Regions from separate parts of the Homo sapiens genome. Here region 2 is linked to region 1. A link is an interaction called in ENCODE POLR2A ChIA-PET data of the cell type or tissue named here. Cell type or tissue: PC-9. All regions are shown on one strand. Links, peaks and the distances in the headings refer to the core of each region. The heading gives the core; the rest is flanking DNA. Region 1 overlaps SYT6 (synaptotagmin 6). Region 2 overlaps MAGI3 (membrane associated guanylate kinase, WW and PDZ domain containing 3).

The links. Peaks named below come from ENCODE experiments on the same cell type or tissue, not always from the same donor. Only the 100,000 strongest peaks of a DNase experiment are listed, where the experiment ranks them.
Region 2: POLR2A ChIA-PET joins it to region 1 with 5 read pairs; 2 of 35 experiments call an interaction of 5 or more read pairs at or near these places.

The regions. Positions count from the first base shown.
Region 1 is chr1:114,108,074-114,125,145 of GRCh38, reverse strand. The region is part of intron 3 of SYT6 (synaptotagmin 6); the gene reads left to right. Among named protein-coding and RNA genes, the nearest start is that of SYT6, 37 kb to the left of the region's middle. RefSeq lists enhancers at 1-747, 15,864-15,913. In PC-9, for the core only: no CTCF peak of the experiment used is centred there; DNase peaks (open chromatin) are centred at 8,925, 10,565 and 11,155; H3K4me3 peaks cover 451 bases; H3K27ac peaks cover 2,723 bases.
Region 2 is chr1:113,682,640-113,687,639 of GRCh38, reverse strand. MAGI3 (membrane associated guanylate kinase, WW and PDZ domain containing 3) reads right to left here. Exons shown (of 21, transcript NM_001142782.2): 21 at 1,717-4,743. The coding sequence ends at 3,626. Among named protein-coding and RNA genes, the nearest start is that of PHTF1, 74 kb to the left of the region's middle. In PC-9, for the core only: no CTCF peak of the experiment used is centred there; no DNase peak of the experiment used is centred there.

The sequences.
Region 1 (17,072 bases), core at 6,236-11,235:
GAGATATTTTATGTTTTCTTCACAAAACCTGTGTCTGATGCACTTGAGGTGGGAGGGAACAGAGGTGAGATCAGGAATGGGTGCAAAAACAGGCCTCAGATGACAATTTATGTGCAGAATTCCAACTGCACGTTAAGCAGGGTGTCCACCAGAGCTTCTTGGCCTCCTGTGTGCCAGGCTGTAAGTGCATTGTTTATTCATTCCTCACCCCTGCCTTGCAGGGTAGGTACTGGTGTTATCCCCAGTTTCCAGATGAAGCAACTCAGGCAATCTGCTCAAGGTCACCAGGCCAGTGAGCGGCAGTCCACCTGGGCCAGCCGGTTGCATGTGCTCCGAGCCCTCCCCCATGTTGCCACTCAGGAACTGGCTAACAGGGGCTCTCTCCATGCGTCCTGCCTCTTCCTGGGTTGGGGAGAGCATATATGATCATAGTCCCTTCTGCCACCAACGTTCCACCTCTTCTGAAATGTCATCCTCCTCTTGGTCTCCGATGGCTCTTCCTTCATTGACCCAGTCATGGAACACGGGTCTAGCTCCACCACACTCCAAGCAACACAAAGTGAGGAGCAGCACTTAACTGAAGGTCTGTTGTGATGGAAAGTGCCACTTCCCAGTGGCACAGCAGACTGCTGGTGGGCACCTGCCCCCAGCTCCCCACCACTCCCATCATTCTATCGTCTTCCCTCTCCCTTCCCCACAAGTTCTAGGCCTCAAATCCAAACCACCACCACACGTCCCTCTTTAAATTGCCTGACTTCTGTCCAGCCCCAGCCCCATCCCCAGGTGTAGCTCAGTTCCGGCCCCATCTTCTCACATTTAAAACCCAACAAGATTTCTAACTGAATAACTGGCCATCATTTCCAGGAGCAGTGGGGACCCTAAGATTGTTATATTGCCTTTACCAGGCTCCACCCTCCATAGAAGGTTTTTGTGGTTTCAAATGGCATTTGCTTTCTCTGTTTCCTAAGAATTGCTATGGCCATTGGCATTTCTGTGGGGCTTGTAAAGCCATTTTCCTATATATGCAGAGAGAGGCCCCTCCTTAGGGCTTGGGTGGAGTTGCCACCTGAGATAGGAAGGGGGAAGCCACTTCTATCTCAACCCTCCCAGTTCTGCAAGTCTCCTGAGAATGAACCAGTCCTTCCATTCAAAATGAGAAGGAGGCCCCAGCCGGATGGGGTCTCAGCCAGAAAAGAGACAGAGTGTTAGAGGTAAATGTCCATAAAACAGAGGATGCCACTCCACAGGGACAGGCAGAGGGCTGCCAGGGAAAGAGCCGGGGAGGGGCCTGTGCAAGTGTCCTGGCCACCTGGGGCTGGAGACCCTGAGGCAGTGTTGTTTGCTTTGTCTGTGGTTATTTCCTTTTGCTCACCCTTAGTATTTGAAGAAGTTCTTTTTTATATTACCAGGCTCTTTCAGGGATGTGATGGGAACCAGGAGCAGGGTTGGGTCTACACTTGAGTTGGAGCTTTAAAGAGAATGCAGGGACAGAACATGAAGGAGCACCTAGAACCAGAAAGAAAACCCAAAAGGAAAGACGGAGAATGTGCAGGGGGAGAGACAGAGGGTCCAGCTTCAGCCACCCTGGCCACCTGCCAGCCTTCTCCAGGGCTCCTCTCTGCTGCCCCCAAAAGGCTTTGCACTTTGTTTGAATAAAAGAGGTCACTGCTTTGTAGAAGGAGAGGGGAGAGGACAGCCCCTTGAGCCACCCCTGCACCCACATGCATGGGAACAGCACTGGCCTGGGGCTCTTTCCCAGGGTGAGTCCATCCCTCCTCGAGCCTTTGGTTGACTCACATCTCTGTAGTGACACATTGGACCATGTGCTAGGAACAGTCCAACTTCCAGAGAGAAAAAAACAGCTCTGGTGGTGTGTCATGACAACATGATAAGCATTTCCCTTCTTGAGAAGTTGGGGACAGGGCTAGCTTTGTGACTTGAGGCACCTGCTTGAAAATGCCTCCTCCACATTGTCAGAGCCATCTCCAGCTGAGTCACTCCTGCAGGGCCCTGTGAGACACTGCCGGGAGCCCTGCCCAGCCCCTCACAGGATCAATACATCAGAGGAACTAGCTGAAAGTCAGCTGGAAGCAAAAAGGCAGGAAGGAGGGCACGCGGAACAGCCAAGCTCAGAGTGCCTCGCGGGCCCCGGAGAAAAGGAGGTGTGAGTCAGGATTCTAATGCTGACAAGCTGTGCTGGGCGGGCAGGGCCCGGACAGGCATTTTGAAAGTAGGGGATTAGGGCTCAAGGTGACTTTGATGGGGAAAATTTTGAGAACCAACCTTTCTTGGTGCTGCTGGGCCTTTTTGGTAGGTTTGTGGAGAAAAAGAGGCCAGGGGGAAAGGCTGGCAGTGAAGGCCTTTGTAACTCCAACTCCTGCTGAAAGGGCGTTTTTAGTGAATCCTATCCAAGTGCAGGCAGCCATCCAGCTCTTTTTAGGGAGTGGGTGTTCCCTAGGAAAGTATTCCCCCAACCCTATTTGGAGAATTTTTACCAGAGAAACTCTGGCTGCGCTCCTCTCTGCCTCCTGCAAGAGATAGGGAAGTAGAATCTCAGCAGAGCCCTCTGCCACCCACCCTGAGTCTGGCCAGACCCCAGGCAGCCCCACGTGTGTGTGTGCATATGCTCATGTGCGCGCACACACACACACACACACACACACAAATGTACATGCTGTGTCCATCACACGCCAGGGAAGCAGCAAAGTGCTCATTCCTGTTCCATCTTGTTTGATTGGCTTTCTGTCAACCCTCCTCCCCCTGGAGGACTCCAGTCCCCAAGAGAGGGACATTTTTTGGTTCCGCTAAGAAATTCTGTTTGGAAAAGAATTTCGAGGAGACCTTGCAGCCTGAAGATGATGCGCTTAGGAATAACCTTAAGTGTGATTATAATAAAACCCAAACCACTTCCATGTCAGGTTGCATCTCTCATGTGTTGAGAAGGGAGAACAAAGATTTCACTCACAGGGAAGCTGAGGCCCTGATAATGGTGCAGCACCTTCAAGGCCACGCAGTCAGCTCTGCGCTGTCAGTCAGGATCCATGAGACCCTGCAAGGGGCACGGATCCAACGGCAGACTTGGTTCCAGGCCCCAAGAGCCTGCAGGTAAGCAAGAGTTGGAGTCAGGAGGCTGGGGCTTGAAGGTGGCTCCACTGTGTGGCCTGTCAAACCACTTCACCTCTCGCTTTCCCCCTTAGCCAAATGTGGACAACAATCTCTACCACAGGGCTGTGACTAGGGTGCAATACAATTTCAATGAGACAAGGGCCTTCCTAGGTTCTTGCCATGGTTTATTGCTCTTGAATCTAACAACAACAATAACTAATGTGTTTATAAGTAAATTTCCAAAGACGTGTTCTCATTTAACCTCAATATAGGAAGATATCAGTATTTCCATTTTATAGATGGGGAAACTGAGGCAATTCCTTGAAGTCACACAGTTTTAAAATGATAGAGCAGAGAACCAAAACTGATATCATTTTCCTTACACACTATATAACTAATATATTTTACCCTTCTTTGCCTCAAGGTAAAGTATTACATTCTTATTTTAGATAAGTTAGAAAATACAGAAAGCCACAAAAAATACGTTTCACTATAAGCCCATTCTCCCAAGAATACTGCAACTCCCATTTCGATGAGCCCCAGGGTCCTCCTGTTGCTTAGAAAACAATGTGAATGCAGTGAAGGGAGAGGACTACCATGGAGGCTGTGAGGGGTTGATGCACTGGCTGGGTTGGGCCTGCAAATGTTCAGGATTAAGGCATTTTGGAGGAATGCTGGAAAGAAGGGAAGATGTGGAGTGAAGAACAGGAGGGAGGAGAGTGCGAGGTGTGCAGGGCCAAGGCTCCAAGGAGGGATAGTGAGGACAGGCCTGAAGATCTGGCAGGCCCCAAGCCAGCCTTCTCACCAAAGACCAAGGCCACTGCCCATCTCATATCAGCAAGTCCCTGAGCATTCTGAGATGTTAGGAGTAGGAGGGGCCATGGTCTTCTCAGATGATGAGGTTGAGATCCCAGAAGACTCTCTGGAGAGTCCTACAACCTCACAGGGACTGCCAACCTCCCCCTGGGGGCCTTGGTGGCTATGGAGACATCGCCTGTCCCTCTCTGGCCAGTTAGCTGCCCAGTGGGCAGGGCGGTAGGGACAGCTTCAATGAAGGCCCTGCCTCTAGGCACGGACAGCGTGAGGTTTGATGCAGCTCTGTTCTCCAGCCAGGGCAGCATCAGCAGCTCCTTCAAGCCACACAACCCTGGGTGTCTTTCCAGTGACGTAGGAGGGGGTCCTAGCCAGCCACACCCTCTTTACCAATCCCTGAGTGCAGGTGCCCCAGGGGCAGGGACCCCATCTTGTTACTAATAACAACAATATTGGTAACAAGTCACCTTGCCTTTATATACCACTGTTGAATTTACAGAGCCTTTTTGCACACATTGTCTCACTTAATCCTCAGCAGGTAGGAGGAATTATCCTAATTCTGTAGATAGAGAAAATTAAGCTAAGAGAGACTAAGTGAATTATCTGAGGTTGCACAGCAAGTAATAAAAACGTTTATTTATTTTGCTTGTCACTTTGTGTTGCTCCAGAAAAGATTTAGCTAGCTCATAGGACATGCGACAAGATTAAAAATAAGTTTGAAACATCATTAAAGAGTAGCAAAAAAATAAGTGAAAGAATGTGAAATTCTGGAATCCAGCGAGTCCCCTACACAATGTGCACGCCCTGCCCTCCAAACCTGCCACACAACTGACTTGAAGCATTCTGGCAGATAACACAATAAGGGAAAGATAGTCACAGAATTCAGCGTCCATTAAGTAAAGACAAACCAGAGGCTTAGGAAACACTAAGCTATTCCTGGTTCTAAGACAAGAGGAAATTTTCTACCGAGGGCATCACACAGTGAACACCATCACAAGGAGAGATCATAGTGTGGTCTTTGAATTCTGAGACCTCATCAACACCTCTATGCCTTCGGTTTTTCAACTGCAAAGTGGGGGTAATTATAAAACCTAGCTCACAAATTTGTTTTGACAAATACATGAGAATCTTTAAAAGAGATTTTTTTTTTTTTTTTTGAGACAGAGTCTCTCTCTGTCGCCCAGGCTGGAGTGCAGTGGTGCGATCTCGGCTCACTGCAAGTTCCGCCTCCCAGGTTCAGGCCGTTCTCCTGCCTCAGCCGCCCGAGTAGCTGGGACTACAGGTGCCTGCCACCATGCCTGGCTAATTTTTTGTATTTTTAGTAGAGACAGCGTTCCACTGTGCTAGCCAGGATGGTCTCGATCTCCTGACCTCGTGATCCGCCTGCCTCCGCCTCCCAAAGTGCTGGGATTACAGGCGTGAGCCACCGTGCCCGGCCTGAGAGAGGTTTTTGAAAACAAGTTACTGAGAGAATGTGTAAAGCCCCGTCAAACCCTGCTCAGTCAGAGCTCCAGAAGCATTGGGTGAACAATTCTCAGGGACAACCTTTCAGAAAACCAAGCTGGCTTGGCATGGTGGCTGAGGTAGACCCTGGGGTCTGGCTGCCTGGGTTCAAGCCATATCTCCCCACTCTTTAACGTAATATCTCCATGCTTGTTCTCTCATCTGTAAAGTGTGGGTAAAAATAACCCTTTTCCATAAGGTTATTGTGAGGATTAAAGAAGAGAATTCACACAAATCTCAGCCAAGTGCCCATCGGCACACAGCAAGTGCTCAATGAATGCCAGCTATGTGTAGTATCTTTAAAGTTCTTCCTTATCGTCATCCAGTGTTAGAGGTAGGTAGTTCCTGGAATTTGGGACTGTCCATGTGCCCTGGAGCCCTGAACCCTGGCCTTGCATCCAGTAGGTACTCAATTTATACTTGTGGGATGGAATTGGAAAGTAAGAGAAAGGGATTCCAGCTTAGCCTGGGAGCTGGAAAACTCCAAGTAGAATCACCAGGGGCACACAGCCCTTCCAAGCCTCTGTTTTCTGATATGTGAAATGAACAGGGGCCTGTAATCTCTTGGGACCCTTGAGTTCTCACAGTGATCACCAGAGAGGGCTTTACACTTCAACTACTAACTGCAGAAGGGGCTTGGCTGGGAATCCTTTAAAGAGAGACGTCAGGCCGACCCGATTCCCACCTTTATCTCTAGGAAGGACTGGGCTGGGACTGAGTTGCTGGATGCCCTGCAGAACAATGGTGTGCACGGAGGGCAGTGATCACGGAGACATAGGAGCCACCCCAGGTCCAGGAATCTGTGATTTCTCGCTGCTGGACCTGGAAGAAAGGGGCCTGGGTATGCCTGGGAATGGGCTATTTCCACTCCCGTTTGGGACCCTGCCCCCTTGAGGAAGCGTTGCCTCAGCTGACACCGACAGGAGATGGCTCTGTCTGGTGTGAGAGGAGAGGCAGATGGGGGTGGGGGAGGATGGAAGAGGTGAGAGAGGAAATGCTGACTGCTGTGTGGGAAGCCAGAGAAAGCTGGGCATCGCCTGGGAGAAGGAACCTGAGCCGCGGGGACAGCCGGGGAGCAGCAGGCCCCTCTGCAGCAGCAGCAGGAGCCCCAGGGACACCCCGCCGGAGGGCCTGGCATGGCCTGCGTGCTGTGGCCTCCCCAGATGCCAGGCAGCGCCATTCCTGAGCAGGGAGGTCTCCAGGTTCATACAGTGCAAAGAGGCAGTTTAAGCCAAAGGGAGGATCTGCAAACTTCTGCTGTGGCACTCAGGCGACCCCTGGCACCAGGGCCGTCCAGTGCCTCGGCTTCTCCCTGGGCCTCTCTCCTCCCAGCCTGAGCCTCACTCTGTTTCTGCCACTCTGCACTTGGTGCCTGGAAGGGAGGAAATAACTATTAGTGTCACCTGCTTACCAATGAGAGACATTAGCTGGCTCTGGCAGAACATGCGGCCTGTAATTTTTGGAGGAGTTACAATAATGGAGCTAATTTGGCGCTTTATCATCGTGCTCCTGGGTGAGCAGGGGGAAGGGAGGCCTGGGGCCTGGTTTATAGCAACCTCCCAGCAAAGAGCTCTGTACTTCCTGGGAAATCTCTGGGATCCTGGCCCCATGCTCCCTCCTTCCTGTCCCCCTCTCCCACACCGCTTGCTTCTCCTTCCAGTGAGGCATTGTCAGGATGCAGTTTGGAGATGGCTGAAGCCAACCCACTAGCGGCCAGAGGCCGCTCCACAGCAGGATGGAACAGGAAGGGGCCCGAAAGTGTCTGAAGAGTTTGCTCTGCACTAGATCCCTGTGAGGCGTCTTCAGTGCATACACTCATTGGGCTTCACGGTTCACCCTATTTTACTAATGAGGAGGTGAGGTCATCTGGTACAATGCTCTCATTTTACGGCTGAGGATGCACAGCTCAGGGAGGCACAGTGACTTGCCCCATATCATTCTACTGATTCGCAGCAGAACCGGGATTTGAACCCAGACCTCTGAGAGCCAGCTTAATTTTTCCCTTAAGTTCTCTTACTGGGAACATCTGAACTGGAGCCTGAGAAGACACAGGATGCCCTCCCCAATCCTACTGATTGAAGGCGCTGCTGGGTAGGGAAGCCCAGGGCTGGGAGGGAAGAAAGAGCCAGCAAATCAGCTCAGCTTCCATGGGGCCCTGCAGGCAGGAGCTGGGGCCTCTGAAATCCAGGCTAGAAGATGTGTCGTTCCCACCCTCTACCCAGGAACAACTCCAAGGCAGCTGCCTCTTCCTCCAACTTTTGCTGACTTAGACATCCATGGGGCACACCTGGCCCCTCAGCCCACCAGGCAGGCAGTGGGGACTGCACACCCAGTGGGCTTAGTGCCACCACCTGCCTCCATGTGGCAGGAGAATGAAAGGCTTACAAACAGATTGTATTCTTGCTATATGCACGTCTCGGTTTTCCTACTAGCAGCTGGCCGTGCTCTCCCCGTGGTTTCCTCTTATGCCTGTAAATCAGGGCGAAAGGCACCTGCTTCACAGGTAGCCACCTCAAGCATGACAATACTGCCCATCATCAGAAAGGGTCAGAGACCTTCAGTGAGTTTTACAGTCACACAGCTGGAAAGCAGCAGGGCAGGGATTCGAACCCCAGGTTCTGTGCCCAACTCCATGCATCGCTCCTTGGAACTGTTTATACTAAAACTCCTGTAGCAGACTCATGGTTCTTCCCTTCTGGAATCATGAATCAGGAGTTCTTCGTTGATGATTAGTCGTGGGTCTAGATGAAGGCCACCAAAATGCCTAAAACATGAGGCCAAGGGAAGGTTCTTGGTTTTGGTGAAGAGAAGGTGGAGTCAAAACTGATACAGTCTTAGAAGGCATAACCTCTAAATTATGATGTAATAGTAGGTGGGAACTAGGAGGGAAGGCATAGATGCCCCAGGAACTGGGTCAGCCATTTGGGGGGACTTCCTGAGTTCCGGGCGGGGGTGGAACACTGGAAAAGAGGCATTGATTGTTAAGCTGAATGTGGTCTTGCTGGGAAGCTGGGACTGGGTAAGTTGGCTGATCACTTGGGGCCTCTTGCTTCCTAGTGGCATGTGATGGGAGTTGCTTTGCTCTGATCCTTAAATATCCCGCACCAAGGGAATGAATTTTGAGATCTGACACCTTCAACTCTCCCAAGAAGCCTGTAGAGATCACAGACCATCTCCTCACCCTTCCTCAAGACCTAAGGAAGCAAGGAAATAACAGTGAGGAATATAACTACACCTTTACAGGAGACAGGGGAAACACTTCACTGGCTCAAAACTTTTTCATATGTGGGTTTCCTCCTCCCAGTCCTGGTGGCTGCTCCCCAGAGACCTCAGGTACAAAGATCTGTGCAGAGAGGGCCCGGGGTTCTTCCACTGAACTGCCGCGTTGGGGACAAGAATTTTGGCCCAGGGGTTCTGCCCCTGCTGGCCTAGCTTCTCCCCCTCCCTCCTTCCCCTGAGGCAGTGTCTGCTGCAGCAGTTTGGCACTTGGTGAGAGAATGACTTAACAGGTGACTTTCGTGAGAAATGACGGGCTGAGGCCAGGGTGCTGCACTAGCAGGTTTAAGTGAGCAGGATGTATCCTCTCATAGTCTGTAACGCAGGGTGACACCATCCATTCATCTTCTTTCAAGAGAGGCAGGTGGGGGCAGGCAGAAGGGAGGTAATATTCTAAGTCTCAGAGCTTTCTCTCTCATGCTTCTTGCTTCCAGAACACCAAGAAATTTCACCTTCAAAACCTACACGGTCCTCGGCAGCCCTAACCCTCAATAACCAGGGACAGAAGGTGGGGTGGAGTGGGGTGGAGCATGGACAGTCCCAGAGGAGGCTGGGTGGGATGGAGGAGAAGAGCAACACCTTCAGAGTCAACAAACCTGAGTCCAAAGCCAAGCTTAGCACATGAGACCCTAGGCAAGTTATTTAACCTCTATGAGTTTCAGTACAATGTAGAGATGATTATGCGCTCCTCCCAGGCATAGAGTATGAGTAAAATGAACGTAATATGTGTTAAGAGCTGGGTGCAGTGGCTCATGCCTGTAATCCCAGCACTTAGGGAGGCCGAGGCGGGCAGATCATGAAGTCGGGAGTTTGAGACCAGCCTGGCCAACATGATAAAACCCCGTCTCTACCAAAAATACAAAAATCAGCCCGGCATGGTGGCATGCACCTGTAATCCCAGCTACTCGGGAGGCTGAGGCAGGAGAATTGCTTGAATCCAGGAAGCCGAGGTTGCAGTGAGCCGAGATCGCACCACTGCAGTCCAGCCTGGGCGACAGAGCGAGACACTCAAAAAAAAAAAAAAAAGTGTTAAGTACCCAACATAGTGCCTACAAACTAGTAGATGCTCCATAACTGTTAATCTCCTCCTCTCTTGACTTTGGCTTTAATCACCAAAATAAATAGATTCAAAGAAGTGGAAGAAACTTCAAAATCCTGTCCAGAGTATTCGTGTTCAATTGGTTCTTCCAACTAGACAAAAGCAATGGTTGTCAGTTCCTGAGACTTCCCTGGGGCATGTTAAACATAGATTATTGGCCCTGCCTTCTGGTGAGGGTAGGGCCCAAGAATTTGTGTTTCTGATTAGTTCCAAGTGATGCTGATCTTATTGGTCAGGAACACATCCTTGGAGATCTATGGCAATAAGGAATATTTACAGAGTGGTGTCAGATATCTTTGAAACACTGTCTTTGCTTAATACCTAATTTTCTTAAACCCTGTAAATTTGGATAAGGCAGCTTCTTTCTAAAATATACCCAGTGTGCCATGTGGTGCACAGGAAAAAGGCAAAGGGAAGTAAGTGGTGAGGGCCAGGACCAGTCCAGCAGCCCACATGGCTTCGATCCTTCAGAACCCTTGCTTGTGCCTAAAAAAAGAGAAGAGGCCTTTTATGCCTTAACTTTTGCTTGGCAGCTCTGATATTTAATGACTTCAGTTGCATTAGGACATGTTCCATGTCACAGAGATTCTAATAGGGTCTGACCTGGGGCAACCTCAGAATCTCTCGCCTTATATCACGAACTGAGGCTATGTAACACTCATCTGGGAAGCCTGTCAATAATGCAAACATCCAGGCCCCGCCTCCAGAGATGATGACTCAGTAGATCTTGGGCGCAGCTCAGGAATCAAGTCTCCACCTCCCAAGCTTCTAATGCAGGGAATATTCAGCCCACCCGCTGAGGAACACCTATGAGGCTCCACCCTGACACCATCTCAATAACCACAGCAACCCTCCTGGGGAGACCAGAGGCTGAGGCTGAGGTTAAGCAAGGGCCTACTCTTGTCACCCATTCATTTTGCCACCTTAACCAGGTGAGCCCCACAAAGCTGAGTTGCTCATTAATTCAACAAATACTTGTCAGCATCTGTTATACACCAGGCACCGTGCTCAGTACTGAGAATACAGTGGTGAGTAAAATATGAGGTTGAGATTAGGGTGAGGCGAGTGAAGTACCCAGGGGGCAGAATGGAAGGGGACACTCACTCTTGGATACATGCATGAACCTGACAGTGAGCACTTCCTTCACTTTTGTACCTGGGCACCTGCTTTGCCTCACCCTTGTCCTGGCCCTGGCAAAACAGACCCAGATCTGTCCTTCGGGAACACAGTTGGCAGCAGAGGGAGGCGCTGGAGGAAGTGGCCTGAGATGAGTGGGTCTCTGCCATGTGAAGAGCTGGGGAAAGAACGGTCAATCAGAGGAAGAGAAAGTGCAAAGTCATGGGGCAGGAAGAGCCTGGGGCATTTGAGGAAGCCTGTGAGGAGAGCCCTGGCACGGGGGGAGGCTGAAGAGTCAGCCCCGTTCGTGGAGGGCCCTGTAGATCTTGATAAGTGCTTTTGTTTTTATTCCTAGTGAAAGGGGATGCCATTGGAGGTTTTAAACAAGGAGTGGTACAATCCATTTTCCATCTGGGGAAGAGCACTCTGGCTGCTGTGTGGAGAATGGGGCGGGAGAGCAAGGGAAGCAGGGAAGGCAGATAGGAGGCGGCTGTATGCTGGCAGGGGGGTAGGCTTTGGCCTCCGTGTGGCACTGGAGATGGAGAGAGGTGGGTGGACTTGAGATGGAATTTGGAGTTAGAATTATCAGGGCTTGATGATGATCTAAATCCAAAAGAGGAAGGCAGATGTCCACAAAGATGTCTCATTTCTGGCTTGAGCAACTGGGTGGATGGATGGGCCAGGTTGGGGAAAATTAGAGGAGAATGTAAACAGAAAAGGGCAACTTTGAGCCTCTGAGAAGTTTTAGATTTCCAGCCACATGGCCATGTCATTTTGGATATATGAGTCTGGAGTCTAGAAGAGATGTCTGCGGAGGGGCCATAAACTCAGGAGCCATGAGTGGGGAGATGGATATTAACATTATGGCTGAGTGAGGAGAGAAAAAGCTTGACAAACTTCACTGTTTAGAGGCAGGGATGGGAGAAGAGGCTGGCACAGGAAACCTGAAAAAGGCAGCCAGAGAGGTGGGAGAAGAACCGGAAGGAAGTGGAGTTGTCAAGAGCAGGGCAGTCAACTCTGTGAAAGGCTGGAAAGAGCTTCTCTATGGAGCACCTTGCCATGGCAAGACCCAGAGATTCTGGAGTGTGGGGAGCAGGAGGTGGGGAAAGATCTTAATCTTCAGGGTGACTGTCCCCAAAGAGATGATGAAGCTAAAGCCACTGTCACGCAGTGCAGGCCTGTGCCTTTGGCTGAGACCAAAGCCCTGCCTATTTGGCATCCCCCTCAGGGCACTTGTTTGCAAGAAACATTCCTCAGCTGCCCCAGGAGACTCATCAGGAAACCAGGACCAAGGTATCTTCCCTCCTGCTGAGAGTCCCAGCCCCCACAGCCCTGCGAGGGGCAGAGAGCAGATCTCTCACCACGGGGAGATGTCTGCCCTCTCCCCAGGAGAAACTGGCAGCTATTTGACAGCCACTCGGCAAGACAACTTGTGACAAGAAATTAAGATGGATTTTCATCATTAACTTCATTAATGTACCCTTTACTACCCCCACCACCCCTGTGGTTAATGAAGATGACAGTGGAAGGACCAGATCTGAAGTGAGGTCCTCGGCTCTGGGCTCTCAGGCACAAGCACCCTACGGCACAGACTTCCTGGCTTGACCAGGCATTACTGCCATCTCTTCTAAAATTTCTCCAAACTCCACTCCTCTCAAGCTCCTTTCCACTCTCTCAGCCCCTCTTCTTCTCCACCCTCACTTTAAAAAGTCATTAGGAAGAGATCTGCACCTCCCAGTGTGTTCTGACTCACGGATATTTGCCCAAAAGTAATGGTGCGTGTGAAATACTAAGCCTCTTTTCAAGGGCAGGTTCACGAAGGGGAGGCTGAGAAAAAGTTTCCTAAATAAGACCATCTGTTTCTCTGAAGATGCTCAGATGCTGAAACATTTGCTTCCCGCTGATGTGCTTTAGTCTCAATGGGTCCCTAGGACAAACCCAGACTCAAGGATCTCACCCACGTCCTCCGTGCACCGCTGCTCCACACCGGCTTGGGGGTGCCCGCTTCTCCATGGGGCAGTCCTTAGCTCTGTGTCCACACTGCAGGGTGAAGCTGGAGTATACTGAGTTCGTATAAGGAGCCTCAATTCTGGTTGATCATTTATTCATAATGCTGCAAGGCCCTTGGGGCAGAGAAGCACTTGAGAGTAAAAGCAGGCATGGAACTCAGAACAAACAGAACCTGCCCCAGCACCCAGCAGGAAGCCCCGAGCGTCACAACAGACACATCCCACCCTTCCACCCCAGACACCCCCAGCATTCTTGCTGAAGCCCTAGGAGCCCGGGCCTGAGGCGGAGCAGGGAATCAACTCACGTCACCCAGGCCGGTGTTCACAGCAGGGGCCCCCTCTCGGCACCCTAGGAAGGAGTGCCCACTCCCACAGCTCCTCTCTCCCAGGCGAGAGCTGAGCCAGCTGTGGGAACGTGGGGCGGGCAGAGCGTCAGTCTCCACTCTCCTCCTGCAGCCCCTCACCCGGCAGTTTAGCACATCCTGCCGGGTTCCTCTCGGAAGTCCTGACTTTGCCTTGGGGCAGTTGTAAGATTTCTCCCTTGGCCTTTACCACCCAAGGGCAATGGGAGCACAACCCCAGGCCAGACCAAGGGAGTCAGAGGAGGTGACCCAAGAGGGGGTGACAGGACAGCTGGCCTGGAAAGATCAGAGTTGTCCAGGATGGTCAGAGGGATGGAGAGGTTATTTCAGGTGGTAGAAAGAACAAGATGAAGTCATGAAGGTGGGAAAGATCTTGGAGCATTTAGTGAGGAGGTGTCATCAAGAGGCAGGATGGTGTCATGGCTGAAAGTGGGGGCTCTCAAGCTTCCGTCCACATCCTGGCTGTGCCATTTAGTAGCTGTGTGCCCTTGGGCCACTTGCATAACCTCTCCGTACTTCAGTGTCCCCAGGTAAAAAGTGGTGATAATAGTAGTAGCCATCTCCCAAGGCTTTTGTGAAGATTATATGACATCATACGTATAAGCACTTAGGGCAGGACAGCACATAGTAAACACTCAATGTTATGGTTATTATGGCTGGAGTGTACGGCACCTGGGGCAGAACAGTGGAAGGTGAGGCTGGCTAGAAAGGCGAGGGCCACCCGGTGAAGAAGCTTGAATGCCATGTGATTCTGTGGATTAGTGATTTTTCATGCCGACTCCTAAAAGTTCCAAGGAGGGAGCCCGAGGTGTTGAAGGTACTCTGGATGCCCTGTTTCTGAGCCACTCTTCAGCTGCTGTATATGATTGGGCTTTTGGATGATACTTCATTTGAAGAAGAGGCTTTCCAACTACAAAACAAGTGTGAAATGAGAAGCCACTGAAGAATTCTGAGCAGGAGACCAACCACCTGGTTACAGCAAGGAGGATGGATTGGAGGGAGTGGGCAGGGGGAGTTAGAAAACTGCAAGGATCTGGCAGAGATGGTGCAGGCCAGAGCTGAGGTAGTGCAGCGAGGATGGGAGGAGAGGGCCTCAGAGTTTGGGGACACTCAGAAGGGAGAAGCTGTGCAGCTTGGGAACTGAGTAGCTGTGGAGGCCGTAGCATCTGAACTCATGCTCACTTTCTCCCGGCCCCTGCCACCCATTCTTTACAAGCTGCTGAAGTCCCAAACTGCTGCAAGTCCTCAAAGGGCTCTGCTTTTCATAGGAAGCAAAATCCAAGCACTTGCAAGTCCTCCCTTAACCTCCCTCTTACCCTTTGCTTACTCTGGTATCATAGCCACCATCCGCTTCCCCCAGCCAGACCCACAGCACTCTTTGCTAGCCTCTGCTGAGAGCTCTCCTTCCATTCTTGGCTGCTCCTCCCCATCTTTCAGGACCACTATGAATAAAGCGGCCGCACACCCACTCACTACCCTTGGTCAGGTCCCTGGCTCCCTCGCTGCCCTTGGGTACCATCTTGCTTAGTGTACTTTTGTCTTCCTCCCTTAGAATACAAGTTCCTGGAGGGCTGGGACTTTGTCTTATCATTACTATCTCTCCAGATCCTCCAACATTTAGTGGGTGTGTGACAAATGAATGACACACATGAAAATGGTCTCTGGTGTGGGTGTCTGGGTTGAAGGTGACACAGTGGACTGAGTAGGAAGTAAAGCAGGAAGGGCAGGGGTAGAGCCAGTCTCCCATTGTCTGCAGAATCAAGGACAAACTCCCAAGTATGGGCTAAGAGGCAGGCAAGGCTGGCCCTTGCCTGGGGCCCTGTTTCTAGCCTCATCTGGGAGCTCTCCGCCCCTGTCATCACCATGCTGTCAGCCACAGGGAACCTCTCATGCGCCCCGAACACTCCCTGCCCCTTCTGTGTCTTTAGGCACTGTTGATCCCTCTCCAGAGAAAAAAAGCAAAAGCGCTTGCTTACTTTTTTCTGCTAGAAATCTACTTTTACTGACCTGTCTAGATCCTATCAAATATCACCCTCTTTGGGAAGCCTAGCTTGAAATCTGGGGCTGAATTCCTTCTTCCTTGCTCTGCATGCCCACGTCTTGTCCACACCTCTATTACTGCACCGACCAAACCAAACAGTACTACCTACTGACATGCCTTTCCCTGCCCCTGTTCCAAGACCGTGAGCTCTTTATAACAGTAGTAATAATTATAATAGTTGCCAATACTTACTAAGCACCTACTCTGTGCCAGCCACTGTGCTAAGTAAGCACTTTGCACAAATTACCTCATTTAATCTCTGCGGCAACCCTAAGAGGTGGGTCCTATATTCATCCCACTGTACAGTGTACAGGTTAGGAAGCCAAGATTATGAAAGGTTAAGTAAGCCATACTACTCTCTTAGGAGTACTTAAGCTTTCATAGTCTTAAGAGCTGGAAGCTGGATCTGCCTGACCCCAAATCCACATTCTCAACCATTTGTTCATTAGCCAGTATTTGCTGAGCACTTACTACACATCAGGCACTGGGCTACACATGAGAGGTATAAGGATGAATAAAACCAGACCCCATTCGTGCCTTCAAAGAGCATACAATCTGGTGAGAAACACAGGCATTCATCATGTAGTCCCCAGATCAACATAAAAGTTAGAGTTGTAGTGTGTGCTATGAAGAGGAGGCCTGTGTTGCTATGGGAGGAGATATCACAGGGGCTGGCTCAGCTCCAGGTATCTGGCTTCCACATCTGACTCATCTCTGTACCCCCAACACAGAGCCCCAGGCCTACAATGCGGGGTTTCTTTAGCCATTGGAGTCCAACTGGCTTCTACCTCATCTCTCTTCCAGCCCCCCTACCCTCCCACAACCCCTGGGGAACTTAACAGCACTTCCTGCCCAGTGCTTCTGAGATCTTTTTAGGTCTCCTATGGCTTTCCTGAAAGTATAGCGGATGCTTCTCTGCTGATGATGAGAGATTCAGACAAGCCACTTAATGACTAAGAGACTAGAAGTGCTCTGTAAGAAATGGGGAAGCATTGTTCTTGCTTTGCTTAGCCTGCATTCCCAAGATGGACTCACAGGCACTGACGCCACTCGCTGCTTATTCAGGAGGAAACATGACTGGCCTTGGAGAAGAACAAAACATTTGAGGGGCAATGGGAACTTAAAAAATGGGAGCATTTGGATTTCAAAACGAAATTGCTAGATTCCCTGAGGCAGGCGATAGACACCACTTAAGCATCCTTGGGTCGTCTCAGTTGGTGATGGCTGATAGATTTTCCAGTTGGAATCTTGGGTTCTCATGGCTGACAGGGACCTTGAGGATAGAGCATCTCATCTAGAACAACCCCTTCATTTTATAGCCCAAGGACCAGAGATGGGAAATGATTTGCTCAAGGTCTCACAGCTAACTGGGGGTAGAGGGTCTAAAGTCCAGGTCTCCTGATTCATGGTTCACTGCTCTTTCATGGGCAGCCCACAAATAGGATCTCTTTTTCTATGCCCAGGACTATGTGACTGCATCAAGTAGAGAGAAGTGCTTTAATCAGTTGTTGCAGATGGGCCTCTGGGAAGCCAGGGAGCACAGTGTTGTGCTATAGATAGGTGAGCCTTTAAGAATCTTACTCTCCAGATGCCCTGTGCACTGCAGCCAAGGAGAATGCTACTAATATGGGCAGCGACATCAGGTGGACAAGTTGCACTAAAGGACAGATTTCTCCAGAAGCCAACATCCTGGCTTCCCCTCCCCTGCCAGCAGGTCCACCTCCTGCAAGCACTAGCCAAGACTTTCA
Region 2 (5,000 bases), core at 1-5,000, 430 kb after region 1:
TAGCTAAAAGCAAAGATTATAGATTCCATGTAATAATGACATGCTTTAAACAAGTCATATTCCCGATAAACTCTAATAGAACCAGAAAAGAGCCACCCGAATAAATAAATGTTATTGTTTCAAAGCACAAATAGTTTTTAGGCCTTGGAGCATGCCATGATGATGTAAAAACTTGCTCTGATGTATTCCTCATACCAGACTGAAATGTCACATTTTGTAACAAGTTTATTTATATCAATGTTCCTTAGCTCCACTGTGGACTAAGCTTCAACTTAAATACAGCTTTCTGGAAGTCATTAGTGAGACTGTTTGTTTTATACAGTTTAATCTGAATACTCCTTGCCTTATAAATCCTTACTCTTTGAATGGTGGACATATTAAACATAAAATAATTCTTTGTCTACATGTTTAAAAGCATTTGGTTTTACTTCTACATGATTACATTTATTTCTCTTTTAAATCTTGCTATTAAAAAGGGAAGTAACAAGGTATTCTCATGTAGAATAAAAAGCCAAGTGCCTTTCTGGATCCAAGACTTCTGAAATAAGAGTTGTTCCTGTTCAAAAGCTGCCTGGTCCAAGACTGATGTAACTAAAGACAATATCATAGGATCTTAGCCTTCTAATCTCACTAGGGAGACAATGTAATAATATCTCAAAGCTTTTCTCCCTGTTGTGACCAGTAAGAAAATATGTTCACTAAAACAACAAAACGATTTTACTGCCTGTTTGTTTCTGCAGCCTCTGCTATGGCACATCTTCACTGTGGGGTCTGGGAACTAACTAGAAGTTTGGGTATACTTTTTTTTTTTTTTTGAGATGGAGTCTCATCATCTGTCAGCCAGACTGGAGTGCAGTGGTGTGATGTCAGCTCACTGCAACCTCCGCCTCCCGGGTTCAAGCGATTCTCCTGTCTCAGCCTCCTGAGTAGCTGGGATTACAGGCACCTGCCGCCATGCCTGGCTAATTTTTGTATTTTTAGTAGAGACAGACAGGGTTTCACCATGTTGGCCAGGCTGGTCTCGAACTTCTGACCTCAAATGATCTGCCTGCATTGGCCTCCCAAAGTGTTGGGATTACAGGCATGAGCCACTGTGCCCGACCGTGGGTTTATTTTTAGTATGCGTTCTTGCAATGGTAAGTGGGAATTTATATTTCACCTTAAAAGAGTATAAAATTAACCGTGGTCTTGAAGTAGGTTTTAGGCACTTTTCATACCGAGTTAAGTCAAAACATTCTAAAAGTAAGTATAAAACTAAATAAATAAATGATCTTTAAAGATAATGTGAATCATTAGTCTGATGAAATGGGATTTTGTGACCTTGTAGTAACTGGACTGATATTACTATATCCATTATAAATGTCTAGTAGCTGAATTTCCAATGAGAAACTCCTCTTCTCTCCCCAACAGTGTTAAGAAAGGATTTTCAGTAGCAAATTATTTATCCAAAGCTATTTTCTTTACAATGAAAGATGAAAAATGGTTATAATGATATTCAACTCTAAAGAATTTCAAACTCTATTTATAAATAAATAAAAGTATACCTATAGAGGTAAAATCATTATTATAAGACTCTTCCTGATTTTAGGACTTTGAAAGTTTGTTACTTGGAGGGACAAAATCTATTTGAGGACTCAGACTATGATGGGACCTAGCTCCACCATTAGAAAGCAACATTAAACCAATGTGACAGTAAAAGAAATGCAGGCCATAAACTGTTTTTTTTAAATATCTATATAAAAAATAATGAGCAATTTACAGATCTTTCTCTAATCAGAACCTCAAGTGTATATATAAAGGTACTGTACAATATATAAACATTTACAACCAGTACATCCACATTTTGCTCAGCATTCCAAGGCCACATTGCTAAGTCAGTATATAATCAGTACAGAGTTTACTTAGGAAGAACCACATAGGACAACATATGACATCAAAGTTATGTCACAGTTAACAAAAATAGGATTCGTTATCACTAATTGTGGACTACAGGGAAAATAATAAATAATTTCTGTGGTACTAAATTCTTAGTATTTATCAAGCCTCCTAATTTTGCTCTATTTGAATAGTTACAATAGGTGGGTAAATATAGTTCTGGATGAAAAGGGGATTTCAAAAATCTCACTCTGGGAAGCATGTCTTATCTACAGGGGCTAATTGAGTTGTTGGGTTAAAGAGTTTCACAGTCAGACTCCCAGAGGGAAGGACCTGGACCTAATGTGCTTCACAACAAGATGAACCCAGGTGACAGAACAAGTGTGTTCACACACTCCATAAAATAGTTTTATTCTCAGAAGGTGCCTTTATTTATATAGATGCTACTGAATGCTGCTTCAGGGAACTGAAAAACCTGGATCTATTTTATGGAAGTTGTTAACAGTCTCCAACTTCTAAGAAACATCTTTAACTAGACTTTTAAAAAGAATTCTGAAAATGTGTACAAGTTAAGCAGATGTTTAGTCTCCCTTTCTTGTTTTTAAATAAGAAAGTTAGTTAATGTAGCTAAAAGTTAAATAAGATCCAGTAAGTACTGTCTACACATTTGTCCTCATTTGCTGGGCATACCCTACACAGGTTGTTTTTAAACACCCAAGCTTGTGCACCTGCTACCAGAAGAGTTGGTACTTGGACTGTGAAACTGGTTTCATGATTAAGTCCCTCACATAATCTATATAATATGTTTACTTTTCAAATATGTATTATGTATTAAAGACTAATGACTTTAGTAGTAGGTACAGCCAAAATATCCAGAAATAGTTGGTGGTTTTTCTTCAAAGAGCAATAAACACTATTTCCACATGCTTCTTTATGGTTTCATAATTAAATAACTGAAATAAAAAGGGTGACCTGAGATGCTGTAAGTATACATCGAGGTTGGATAACACAGCAGGAGATGAACTCTATTGCTTAAAGTACTTTCTTATTTCAAACATTCAATTGTAAGTAATATCTTTAACAGTTATTTGAAACAACTTATCCAGCCAAATTAAAATAAAAAGCCATAAGAAAGCATCAATATTGGACTACATTTTTTTTTTCCTTAAAGTAGTGATGTTTGGGGGTTTTATTTTTAAAGTGGGACATCATCAGTAGCTGTTAGAAGAGACAACGGCCATCTTTAACGATGAGTTAACAGTCTCTTCTTCTGCAAGGACTCACATATTTCTCTCTGTAAACATGCAACATGCTATTGAGATCATCAACTTCCAAGCCAAACCTAACTTTTTCATTACTGTGGAAACAGCTGAACAAAAAGGATAAAAACAGACATGATACAGTAGATAACTTGGCACAAATACAAAGTGAGTTGTGACCACATTGTTAATATCAACATATGTCATTTGTTCAGACACTCATGAAGACGAGCTGGGCAGCCTGAGCAGGGCGGGTCAGATGAGCATGTGGATGCAGCTCCTTCCTGAGAGCGAGGGAGGGCAGCCGGCCAGGGGGACAGTTGGTTCTTAGCAATCCTAAAGGCCCTTCATGCAGCCTAGGTAACTTGAGGCTCACATTAACATGTACTTATCTGTTTCAGAATATCTGAAAAAAAAAAAAAGGCTTTTTCTGGAAAAATGCTGCTGTAAGAAAAGATTACAACTTGTTTTTCTTTGTTTTATACTAAAGGTTACTGCCGTTTCTCAGCCATACCAATAGTGCCTGTGACTTTATTTCCACTTGGAACCTTCCAGGGCCCTGGAGTTATCAGTGTTTTCTTAACTGGAGAACTGCTTTCCGGTTTGAACCTTCCAGTCTCTTTGTTTTTGTCAGCTGCCTCTAGTTCTTTCCCTTTGTGATCTTCTGTTTTGTTTGAAACTACCTTCTCTTCAGGTTCTTGCTTCAGCCTCTTTTCTGATAGCTGGACATTTTCTCCTATTTTATCGTTACTAGAACTTGTTTCTCCTGTGGTTACTTTCTTTCCTTTTTCATTTTCAGATACTTCTTTACTTGTAGTCTTATTAGTCATTTTGGATGGAAGAGATTTCTCAACCATTCTTTTGATTTTTTTCTCTGGAGACCTTGTTCTGCTTTTTTCCAACTGATTCTGCTTTGCATCTTTCCTGATGACGTCTGATTTTTCCTTCCCATCTGGGATCTGCTCAGCATTACTGCCCGTATAGCCTGCTATTCTTCGACTCTTACCCTCTAATAATTTGGCCTCAGCATTTGATGGAGCTTTGCTTCCTTCAATTTTTTGCTGCTTTTTTGGGCTGGCCGACCGACCTCTGCTTTTTCTGCACTGATCTTGTCCAGAGCCTGCCCTGGTGCTGACCTGACAACTTTTATTTTCCCCTTTGCTGGGGCTGAGGGATTGATCTCTGGGTCTTCTTTTGGGGTTATTTTTTAGAGGACTAGGAATCTTATCCAAATGTTCCTCTGAATGTTGACTGGCTGGCTTTTTGGGACTAACCGATCTACCTCTTCGTGTAACACCATTTTCTACTTTTAATAGATTTTTCTTGTTACTGTGCCCATGACTGCTGGGTGGATCCCTCTTACTCACATTTTTCTGGAGAAGAGACTGATGCTTTATCTCAGGCTGATTTTCATTTAAAGTGCTTTTCTTTTCAGGCACAATGTCCTTTAATTCTTCTGCCTTTTCACATATCTGAACTCTCAAAGATTCTTCAATTACTGGCACGTGAGACTCTTCAAATATGGAAGCAAAATGTGAAGATGGGGGTAATGGTGACTGTTCATCATAAATCACATTTGAAGACGAAGGATTATTAATATCCCAATCACCTAAAAAAGTGATTTGAATGGAACATTATTAAATTTTAGAATTACAAATAGGAACAATACGTTTTGAACTTTGACAGCCATTTGAATTGTCGTAACTGCTTAAAAAGCCTGAGTATTTTATACAGTTTGTATATGTTTACAACATATCTCTCTATAAAGGCGGATGTGTACAGACATCTGTTCATACATGAAGGATGGGTTGTTTATATACACAAAATAATATTCATTTTTTCCAATTACATATAATTAGTGAGATA